3 separate regions of the Homo sapiens genome follow, and regions 1 and 3 are each linked to region 2. A link is a contact called in ENCODE Hi-C or POLR2A ChIA-PET data. All regions are on one chromosome and are shown on one strand. The core of a region is the stretch at or near the end of the contact, and the rest is flanking DNA. Distances in the headings are between cores, read along the strand shown. Region 1 holds the start of HECA (hdc homolog, cell cycle regulator). Region 2 holds the start of TNFAIP3 (TNF alpha induced protein 3). Region 3 holds the start of TXLNB (taxilin beta).

Region 1 (3,125 bases), core at 268-2,767, 1.3 Mb before region 2:
CTGACGCTATAAATTAAAAGCCAGATATAACAATTCAAATCTCCCTTCATTAAAATACCTACGTTGTCTTCCTGGAAAAAGTGCCTGACTAGAGGAATTCAAAGAACTGTCCAAATAAGTAAGTGTTTGCCCAGCACCTTATAACGAAAACCATGGCTCTGTAATGAGAACAGAAATCCTGTCACATCTGGGCCAGTTCCTAAGTGTCCCCTCAAAAGGAACATTCAGGCACTACCTAAGATTATGAGGCTTCCTTCTGAAAATGTTAAGCACAATGACATAGAGAATGATTTTTCTTTTCTTTCTTTTCTTTTTTTTTTTTTTTTTTTAACTCCGGGCTGAGAACGGAAGTCAAGTTCAGATTCTCTTCCTTCCTCAAGCAAGCCAAAAAATTAAAGAGCAAACACAGAGGCCCTAAATGTCTCGAGGCCTCTTCACCTGTGGCGATCGACGCAGCAAGCCTGGGTGTGCTAAGAATTGAGGCTCTCTCTCCTTCATTCCGGGGGTTACGGGTGGCCTTGGAGCACCGGGAAGAATTAACCGGTGCCTAAGTTTTCAATCGGATCATTCTTCTCAACTTGGGCGGCTCTTTCCTCCCTTCCTTCCTCCCTTCGGCCCGGCACACACGGCGGGGCAGTGCCAGCGCGGGCAGCAGGCTGGGCCCGAGGGCAGCGCTGCCGCAGCCGGGAGCCCCTCAGAGTGTGGGGCGCGGGCTGCCCCCCGCGCGGACACCGGGCAGGGGCCGCAGATCTGTCCCCGCCGCCAGGCGTGGGGACCGCGAAGGGGCAGCCGCGGCGGGGCGGAGGGGCGGGGTGAGCACTTCCTGACTCTCGCATTGTCCACGCACCGCCCGCGCCACCCAGGGCCCCGCCACCGCGCCGTCCCCGTCGGGGAGGAAGTTGGCGCTCGCCCCGCCAGCCCCGTCTTACCGTTTTTGGCATCGCCCGCGGCCGCAGCCCCCGCGGCGGCCGCAGCGTTCGCGGCGCCAGTCCCCGCGCCTCCGGCGCCCGCCGCGCCTCCGGCGCCCGGCGCGCCCGCCGCCGCCGCCCCGCAACCGGCCGCCGCCGCCAGGGCCCCCCCGGCCGCCGCTCCCGCCGCGCCCGCCGCTGCCAGGGCCCCGGCTCCATTTTCCTGCTCGTCGCCGCTGCTGTTGGCGCGCTTGTTTTTGCGGCCGCCTTTGCTGTTTTTGGGGTTGGGCATCTCGCTCGCTCGCGTCCAGGTAGGTGCCCGGCGTCAGCGAAGGCGGATCCCAGAGGCACGGCCGTTCCCGGCCCTGCGTGAAGCCGGCTCCGGGAAAGAACGGAGGGCGCGAGCCGGCGGTTCCCTCGGCTCCCGTCTAGCCGCACGGCCCGTGCCGCGCCATCCTGGCCGCCGCGCCCTCTCCGGCTTCCTGGAGCCGGCACGCGGCCACCCGAGGCTCGCAGCCGCGCGGGCGCCGCGGGCCCGGGGCGCAAGCGAGACGCTCCCGAGCCGGAGGGAAAAGGCGGGTCTCCGGCTTGTTTTGATTCGGCTGCACTGACACGCTCTGGGCCCGCCCCCTCCCGTGACGACACTGGGGATTCGGCCTGGCCGCGCCCACCAGGTGACCTCACGGCTGACGGGACCGCCCGCGTGACGTCACGCCCCGCGCGGGGCCTGCCCACCTCGAGTGACGTCATCCAGGCGTCCCCACCCGGGCCTCCTGGACTCCCGGGCGTTCATGAGCTGCCCTGCTTGACTTGCTCCACCCGCCAGTGCAGTGGCATGTGGAGTTCTTCGGTGGCCTCCTGGCCTTAATGTAATTGAGGCTTAGAACAGTATGGTCTGGAAAAATAAGCTGTGACTAGAGCAAGAATGGAAAACAAAAGATTTTGGATTAATAACTCATTCAAAGGCTATGCCTTTCAGTAACAGTAATTAAAGAAACAGGGGACCGGGCGCGGTGGCTTATGCCTGTAATCCCAGCACTTTGGGAGGCCGAGGCGGGTGTATCACGAGGTCAAGAGATCGAGACCATCCTGGCCAACGTGGTGAAACCCTGTCTCTACTAAAAATACAAAAAAAAATTAGCTGGGCGTGGTGGCGTGCGCCTGTAGTCCCAGAAACTCGGGAAGCTGAGGCAGGAGAATCACTTGAACCTGGGATCCGAGATCGCGCCACTGCACTCCAGCTTGAGCAACAGAGCGAGACTCTGTCTCAAAAAAAAAAAAAAAAAAAGAAAAGAAAGAAAGAAACAGGGTAGAGTTCCCAGACAATGGGGATGAACACCAGGGTCCTGAATGGGAAGCCTTCACAGTCTGGTGGTGAAAACAATTCACTCAAACAAGACCCATCATCCAGGGATGTAACTAGATGTTGCCTGGACTCTGAAGCAGTCCCTGCTTGGGGGGAACCCATCCCTATGCATAGGGCTGAGTTGTCCTGAAAGATAGTGAAAGATAGGTAGCCAGGTTATGAGCAGTAGGAGATTAGGTGACACCAGTGAAGACAGGCAATATGAGGGCAGGGGACCCCTGGGAAGAGCTCCCCTTGATCTCTTTCTGCAATTCTATTCTACCTTTTCGGCCAACTCCTTCCCTTCCTTCAGGTCTCAGCTCAAATACATCACTTCCACAGAGACCTTCCCAGGAGAGCTGTCAGAAGTTCCACCCTGTTATTTTCCTCCTCCATCTCTAATTATGTTGGCAATGTAGGTGTTTACTTATTTCTTGTATATCTCCCTCTCACTGAAATGAAACCTCCATGGATAGATTTTATCTGCCTTGGGCACATCAGAGAACAGCTGGCATAAATTTGTTGAATGTATAAATTAGGTTCCTTCCTCACGAACTGTGGAGGAAAGACTAGTTTAGCTGACAGCTTTACAGTGTTCCCCTTTTATAGTGTAATCTTTAATTCAGCCCTTTAGTAAAAGCTCTGTCACGGTGTTGTTGTTACCATTAGAGGGTCTTGACTGCAAGTCGTCCAAGTTCTTGGCATTTTGAACAAACAATTGGACCAAACGCCCAGCAAAGCAAGGAAAGAAGAAAGCAGGGATTTATTGAGAATGAAAGTACACTCCACAGTATGGAAGCGGCCCCAGCGGTGGCTCAAGGTTCCGGATGCAGAATCTTCTGAGGTCCAAATACCCCCTGGAGGTTTCTCAT
Region 2 (3,041 bases), core at 270-2,769:
TTAAGATTAAAGAACAAATGTTTCAGATACGTTATAAGTGGCAAACAATGCAATATTACCCTTAACTTTTTTTTTTTTAACATTTGTTACCTCACTGTCTTATTTAAAGGTAGTTTCTCAACTTTTGTCACTAGGATTCCACAGAACTTCTCCGTTACTCAAACTCTTCTCCCCCTTGTTTTATTTTTCCACTCTGGGCAGACATTTTTGTCTGCATTGTGGAAATTGATGAATTATTTATCAACAAATACCTCATCCAAATTTGGGGATGTGCCTCTCCAAAAAATCAAAAATAGTACAAAGAATTGAAAAAAAAATCAAAGCAGCACCTTAAACAATGAGAATGAAGCATTCATTGGCTGCTCAATAATCTGGTACATTAAGGTTGCGGTCCAGAAGTCCCTTTAATTAACAATGGTTCTGCCAAAATGCTACCCTGAGACACTTGACCAGACTGGCTTTCCAAGGCAAGAAGATCTGAGGCGAGGAGAACCGAAAACAAAGCGGGCTCAAAAAGAGTTAAGCTCCTTCCTTACTTAATGCCACTGCTTTTCTGAGAGGCCAGGTGGCAGGATGTGGGACGACTCCAGCTGACAAAGACAGTCTAACCGTGGGGTAGGGGCTGGAGCAGGGGCCAGCGACCCACGTCTACATGCATACTTCTCTTACACTGCTGCTACTGGAAAAGCTGAACCCCGCGCCAGGACCCCAGCCCCCTGCAAGGACCCGTGAGCGTCTGGGAAGCTGTCTCTGGGACTGAAGCCCCCCACCTCCGCCGGGCTGGCGGCCACTGCGGTACCCTACGCCCCGTCGGGCTGGTCCTGCACAATTTGGGAAAAAGCCGCAGCGCTTCTGCAAGGTCTACGTGGCCATGAGCATGCAACGCTTGGCTCCAAAAAAGACACGAAAGGAGCAAAGCGCCAACGACCACCCGATCGGAGGGCCCGAGGGGCGCCTCTTCACCAGTCAGCTGCAGCTTAAGTTCCGTGCATTATCTGAAAGGAACAGCTGGCTGGAGGTATCCAGGGCTGTCACTCCAACCTCTGCAGCAGTGACCTCAACTCCCAGCACTTCAAAACCCAGACAGAAACGTCCAACAAACTCCCAGTCCAGGAGCGCTGCAAAACCAACGCCAGGTAGACGGTGCCAGCCCGGGGGTCGCTGCCCAACATGCACCCGCAGCCCTTGACTGCGGTGAGCCCGAGGCAGACGGCACGGGGAGGCGCGGCGGTTACCTCTCCGGGAGGCGCGGCGGTTACCTCTCCGGGAGGCGCGGCGGTTACCTCTCCGGGCCCCGCGATCCTTTCGCAAAGTCCCAAGTCCTGGTCAAGGCAGGAGCGCGCCGCAGGCGGGGGTCGGGGCAGGGACCGGGCGGAGGCGACGCTCCATGGACGCCTGGGGTCGGGCTCGCTCGCTGGCAGGGTCGGCTGGGGGTGTGATCTCTCTTGGCGGCCGCTCTCACCGCTCCGCCCCCGCGGGCTCCAAGCTCGCTTGGCCCGCCACGAAGACTGCAGACTGCGCAGTCTGCTTTGCCCCGTTTCAGTTGTATGCGGGTTGTAGGCCCGGGGATTTCCACGGGACTTTCCAAAGTCACGTGACTCTCTGGGTCGGGCTGCGAAGTGCGTCCAGCCGGCCGCCAGAGGGCGCAGGGGGCGAGGGGCGCGCGCGGCCTCCGCCCGACCGGGCCTGCGGGCCCCGCCCCGCCCCCTTTCCCTGCCCCGCCCCGCTGCCCCGCCCCGCCCGGTCCCTGCAGGCGCCCGGAGAAACTCCCTCGCCCCGCCCCGGGGTGTCCCCGCGTGAGTCACCTGGGCATTTCGGAAGCTGGGGTCACGTCACATCCATGTGGAAATCGCGGTGATGGGAACTGGAAATGAAATAGGTTCTTTTTCGCAGTTGTTTTTCTGCAGAAAATCATCAACTGTGGAGAAGAAGAAGGGAAATAAGAAAGAAAGAAAACCCTAAAAACCACCCTGGCGCCCGGGCCCGCAGGCCTCGGGCCGGCTCTGAAAAGTTTGGGCTGTGCACGTGATGAGCGCGTAGGCGGGAGCCCCAGACAGGACCCGGGCGGGCATTTCGAGAAAAAGCAGCGGTGACAGCCTTTGGTCCCCATCTCCATTGTTCCTGCCAGCTCTGGACCCCAGGCTGCATGAGACGTAGGTCCCAGGGGACACCCGACCCCGTGGCCCCAGTCTTAGGTAAACTTAGGAATCAGAACAACACTCACCCCTATGCCGCGCTTGCTCCATTTCCCCTTGTCTATTTCTGCTCACCAAGCATCCAGCTGACATTGCATTCAAAGCAGCATTTCAGCTTAGAAATCGCTTCTAGTCCATCACGGTGCTTGCCATGTGTCTCCAAGGCTTTATTAGGTGTGTTTTTAGTTGTCCTGATAATCAGTTCACCCCAGGGTGCTGATGGCTGATAATACTGGCGCTTCCCTCCCTACCCCCATGCGTTGCACAGGGAGGGTGAGTCATGTGGAGATGGATGCAGCCCCCTGGGCAGTGGGGGTGCAGGTGCTGTGCAGGGAGGAGTCTTAGGGCGTTTTTACTGTCTTACTGCCCTCTAAGCACGGGACCCTTTGGATCATTTACTAGATTGGCTAAACTAGAACCGGATGGAAATATTCTGTACTATGGTCCCCTTAATTACATTTAAGAATACTTGTCAGGCCATATATCACAGGTTTTTAATTAGAAAAGTATCCTCCTCTCGCCAGTAAGGACTTGCAGAGATGGGGGTGGGGGCTGGATGGAGGGTGGCACTTTTTTGGCAAAAAGAAGTTTGGAGCAGAGTGTCACTAGTGGCCTCTCTGAAGACTGGTCCTCGTCTTTTAAAACCGATGGCTGGAATTTCTTCCAGTTCCAAACCTCTTGTTATTTGTCCTCTCTTCTTGTTCACAAATGTGCTATCAACATTCAAACAATGGATAGTCAGCTATCCATTGTAAATGGACCTTGCTGGAGTCCAGGGCTAGCAGAAATGACAGGGTCTAAAATGACATTTATCAAGTACTTGCTATATGCTTATATATGCTTTTT
Region 3 (3,511 bases), core at 994-3,493, 1.4 Mb before region 2:
TCATGTTGCAAGCAGCAATTTAAGTTCAGCAAAACAATATCTGTCACATAAAAGTAGTGTTATTAATTTGAGTCGCATTTATTGATTTTGTAGGCTTTAAAATGTATACATTTTAAAATTTATGTAACTACTGTAAGCATAAGGAATTTATCCTATTTTCATTTTAGTACATGTAGGTTCAAATAATAATATAATCCTTCAAATAATTTCCACATTATTTAAATTATTCTGTTAAGTGAGTCTATACATTATTTAAATTTGAAAAGCACTGACTTGTTTATATTTACTAAGAGATGTGATCGGGTCAGTTTGCTACAATCCAGGATGGAATGCCACCCAATTTGTGGCACTCACCAAGTATTCATTAATTTAGAAGAAAGTGCTTTTCTCTTTCATCAATTTTAATTCACTAACTTAATTATCAAATAATATAGTGAACAGCTTCATTGTCTTCAACACTGGAATTTCTTTATCCTGACTTCTGCTTGTTGGGTGCACTCATCTATATATAACTTATGCCTCCCCTAAACTCAGAGAATAAGTAGGACAAAACTGGGGGTGGGATGTTTTCATTTCCTTTTGTTGCCATAACATCTTATCACAAATTTAGCAGCTTAAAAATAACATAAGTTTGCTATTTTATATTTCTGGAGGTCGGAAATCCAAAACGAATTTCTTTGATCTAAGATCAATGTCGCAGGATTGCATCCCTCTGGAGGCTCTAGAGTATAATCTGTTTCCTTGCCTTTCCCAGCTTCTAGAAGCTTCCTGACCTATGCTGAGGTCATCAAATCTCCTTTTCTGCCTCCAATCCTACTGCCTTCCTCCCTCATTTATAAAGACCCTTATGAGGCTGAGTGCAATGGCTCACGCTTATAATCCCAGCACTTTGGGAGGCCGAGGTGGGCGGATCATGAGGTCAGGAGTTCGAGACCAGCCTAGCCAACACAGCGAAACCCCGTCTCTACTAAAAATACAAAAATTAGCTGGATGTGGTGGCAGGCGCCTGTAATCCCAGCTACTTGGGAGGCTGAGGGAGGAGAATCGCTTGAACCCGGGAGGTTGCAGTGAGCTGAGATTGCACCACTGCACTCCAGCCTGAGTGACAGAGCGAGACTCTGTCTCAATAAATAAATAAATAAATACCCTTATGATTACATTGAACCCACCCAGTAGTTCAAGATAACCTCCCTACCTCAGGATCCTTCCTCACATCTGCAAAGTCTCTTTTGTCATGTAAAGAAACATATTCACAGGTTCCAGGGAGTAGGACGTGGAGATCTTTTGGGTGGCATTATTCTGCCTCCCACAAGGGATGCCACTATGCCTAGCCTGTCCCCAGAGCAGAAACCGATGGAGGAATCTGCTTTGGAAGTATGGGAACACAAGCTCCAGAAAGAAAAATAAAAGGCAAATGGATGTAAATTAATAGACAGGCATTTTATGGTGAATCAGAAGGAATTTCTTTTTCTGAGGAGGATCAAGGAGCATGTTGAGGATTTACAAAATGTGGGAAAGCCACCAACTAAGGAAGAAAAAGCAGACTGCTTCCCTGAGGGTTTGTTTGAGATGGGAAGAGTTACCTGGGAAAGACTGTGCTCCAAGGTCACACCAATTACCACGTGCATGAAGATTATACTCAGTTCAGCTCCAAAATCACCATCTACATGTTTATTTCAAACTTTGCAAACAAACCAAACAATGACATCAGAATTAAAATGGTTCCACCACCTCCCTGTTCTTATGCCATTGTTTTTCTTTTTCCATGATTCCTGTAAGAAACCTGACACTAATTAAGCTAGTGCAAGAAGAAGAAGAAAAAGAAGATGAATCTTCCACCACACTGGAGATAACCCAAGAAGTAAGAAAAACTGATCTCTACCCAAAAAGGACAACAATGGTGAAAGACTGCATTTGCAACGGGGGTAATATACTCAGAGTTTAAATTTCCGAAAGGACAAACAAAACATGGAGAGTCTAATGAGATCTTCCAGCTGCTTCTCTCTGCTAAGGTATTTCCCCTGGCAACAGCTAGGGAAGCTTGGGTGTATTTTCCCCTTGCTGTGTCATATGATGTTCCTTTCCCTACCCCCACCTCCTCCAGACTGCTGCCTCCATCAGTGCCTGTGGCGTGTGTGTGTGTGTGTGTGTGTGCGCGCGCGTGCGTGCACGTGTGTATGTGTGTGTGTGTGTATTGGGTTTCTCTCTCCCTTGTAAGAACACAGCCAGCCCGCCCTCTCCTGCTGTTGCTGCAGCTCTGACTTGCTTTTTCCTGCCTCCTTCCTCTCCTCTCTCTTCTTGCTTAGCTTCTTGCCTTCTGGTAAGTATGACAAACACTCCCCCAAGCCCTGTGAGAAGGTATAGGGTGCGGTTTGTGGTGTTCGAAACTTGCAACTTTGAGATTGCCAGTGAACTGTTGGAGAACTTTTCATTGTTGTATTTATAAATAAAATGTGTTGCTTAGGGAGGGATGTGTCTGTGATAGTCATCTGGAATAGCCAACACAAGTGAAAAGTTCTCTCCCTGGGGAGGGGAAAATAAGGCAATAAAGTTTATATAAGATAAAAGTTAGAAATAATTTCTTTGCCACATAATATAAAATGGATGATTGAAAAGTAACAAAGTTCTCTGACTTTGTTTTTTTCCCTCTTGTTAACTTGTCTTGAGGCTACTTTTGGGAATTGAATTGTCCTGGGCTTTATAATGACTGTTCTGTTTTAAAGTAAATGTGGAACAGGAGTTTAAAGAATAGCCATGGAATTAAGAATTTAAAAAATCAATGATTGTGGCATCTCATGAAGAATAAATCAAATACAAACAGCCACTTGCATTTAGACTAACCGAAGTAAAACTCCTATGGACAGCTTATCTTAAATTAATTATTTTGAAGTTCATTTTACTTGAGATTTTATTTCATCCTAAGATAGTCTCCCCGACTTTAAAACCCATGTATGGATTTAAGCCACTAAATGTTTACTGTTTTCAATTTGACTGAAAAACGATTCTCTTGATTTTCAAGGATGAAGTGCTAAACGGCATGACTCATTTTAGAATAGCTTAAAATAACTTCTGGCTGGACAGCAGGTGCCGTGTGTCTTTCTCCGTGTTCAGGGGAGGCCTAAGTTATATATAGATGAGTGCAATCAACAAGTGAGGTCAGGAAAAGAAATCCCAGTGATGAAAATAATGAAACTGCTGCATTATTTGATAATCAAGTTGGTGAATTCAAACCAGTGAAAGAAAAAAAGTACTTCCTCTAAGTTATGAGTGTTTGGTGAGCATCACAAGTCAGTGGCAACATCTGTGTGTTGAATTTTCTGTTCTTGTTGGTGTCTGAGCATTCAATTGACATCTACTGCCCTGAGAACAGGAAAAGGAAGCTGTGCAGTTGTAGAACAGTATGCTTTTGTTTTCACTTTCATGTTACCACAACAGCAAAACCTGTGAATTATGAGGATCTTGCCACATTTTTATGCTGCTATTTAGCAGCATCACTGTTAAATATTATTTA

What was found. A loop is a pair of places that touch in the nucleus more often than their neighbours do. ChIA-PET counts read pairs that join two places held with the same protein, here RNA polymerase II (POLR2A). Pooled maps may share reads with other maps.
Region 1: a loop to region 2 is called in a map of B cell, with 11 times the contacts of the local background. The contact joins the promoter of HECA here to the promoter of TNFAIP3 in region 2. A Hi-C loop is called at or near these places in 1 of 168 maps with a recorded cell type or tissue (B cell) and 13 of 50 pooled maps. POLR2A ChIA-PET finds 5 or more read pairs at or near these places in 1 of 52 experiments (OCI-LY7).
Region 3: a loop to region 2 is called in a pooled map, with 8 times the contacts of the local background. The contact joins the promoter of TXLNB here to the promoter of TNFAIP3 in region 2. A Hi-C loop is called at or near these places in 6 of 50 pooled maps.

What each region holds. Positions count from the first base shown.
Region 1 is chr6:139,133,472-139,136,596 of GRCh38, reverse strand. HECA (hdc homolog, cell cycle regulator) reads right to left here and starts at 1,517. Exons shown (of 4, transcript NM_016217.3): 1 at 930-1,517. The coding sequence starts at 1,200. RefSeq lists enhancers at 446-565, 1,431-1,725, 3,004-3,053 and silencers at 676-945, 1,346-1,425, 1,536-1,725.
Region 2 is chr6:137,865,737-137,868,777 of GRCh38, reverse strand. TNFAIP3 (TNF alpha induced protein 3) reads right to left here and starts at 1,519. Exons shown (of 9, transcript NM_001270508.2): 1 at 1,236-1,519. It overlaps WAKMAR2 (wound and keratinocyte migration associated lncRNA 2), which reads left to right and starts at 545. Exons shown (of 4, transcript NR_049793.1): 1 at 545-1,136; 2 at 1,894-2,195. RefSeq lists silencers at 973-1,072, 1,213-1,382, 1,623-1,762 and an enhancer at 1,843-1,982.
Region 3 is chr6:139,290,730-139,294,240 of GRCh38, reverse strand. It overlaps TXLNB (taxilin beta), which reads left to right and starts at 2,243. Exons shown (of 10, transcript NM_153235.4): 1 at 2,243-2,320. All of the region lies in intron 4 of LOC102723690 (a long non-coding RNA gene), which reads right to left. RefSeq lists enhancers at 3,019-3,268, 3,469-3,511 and a silencer at 3,115-3,409.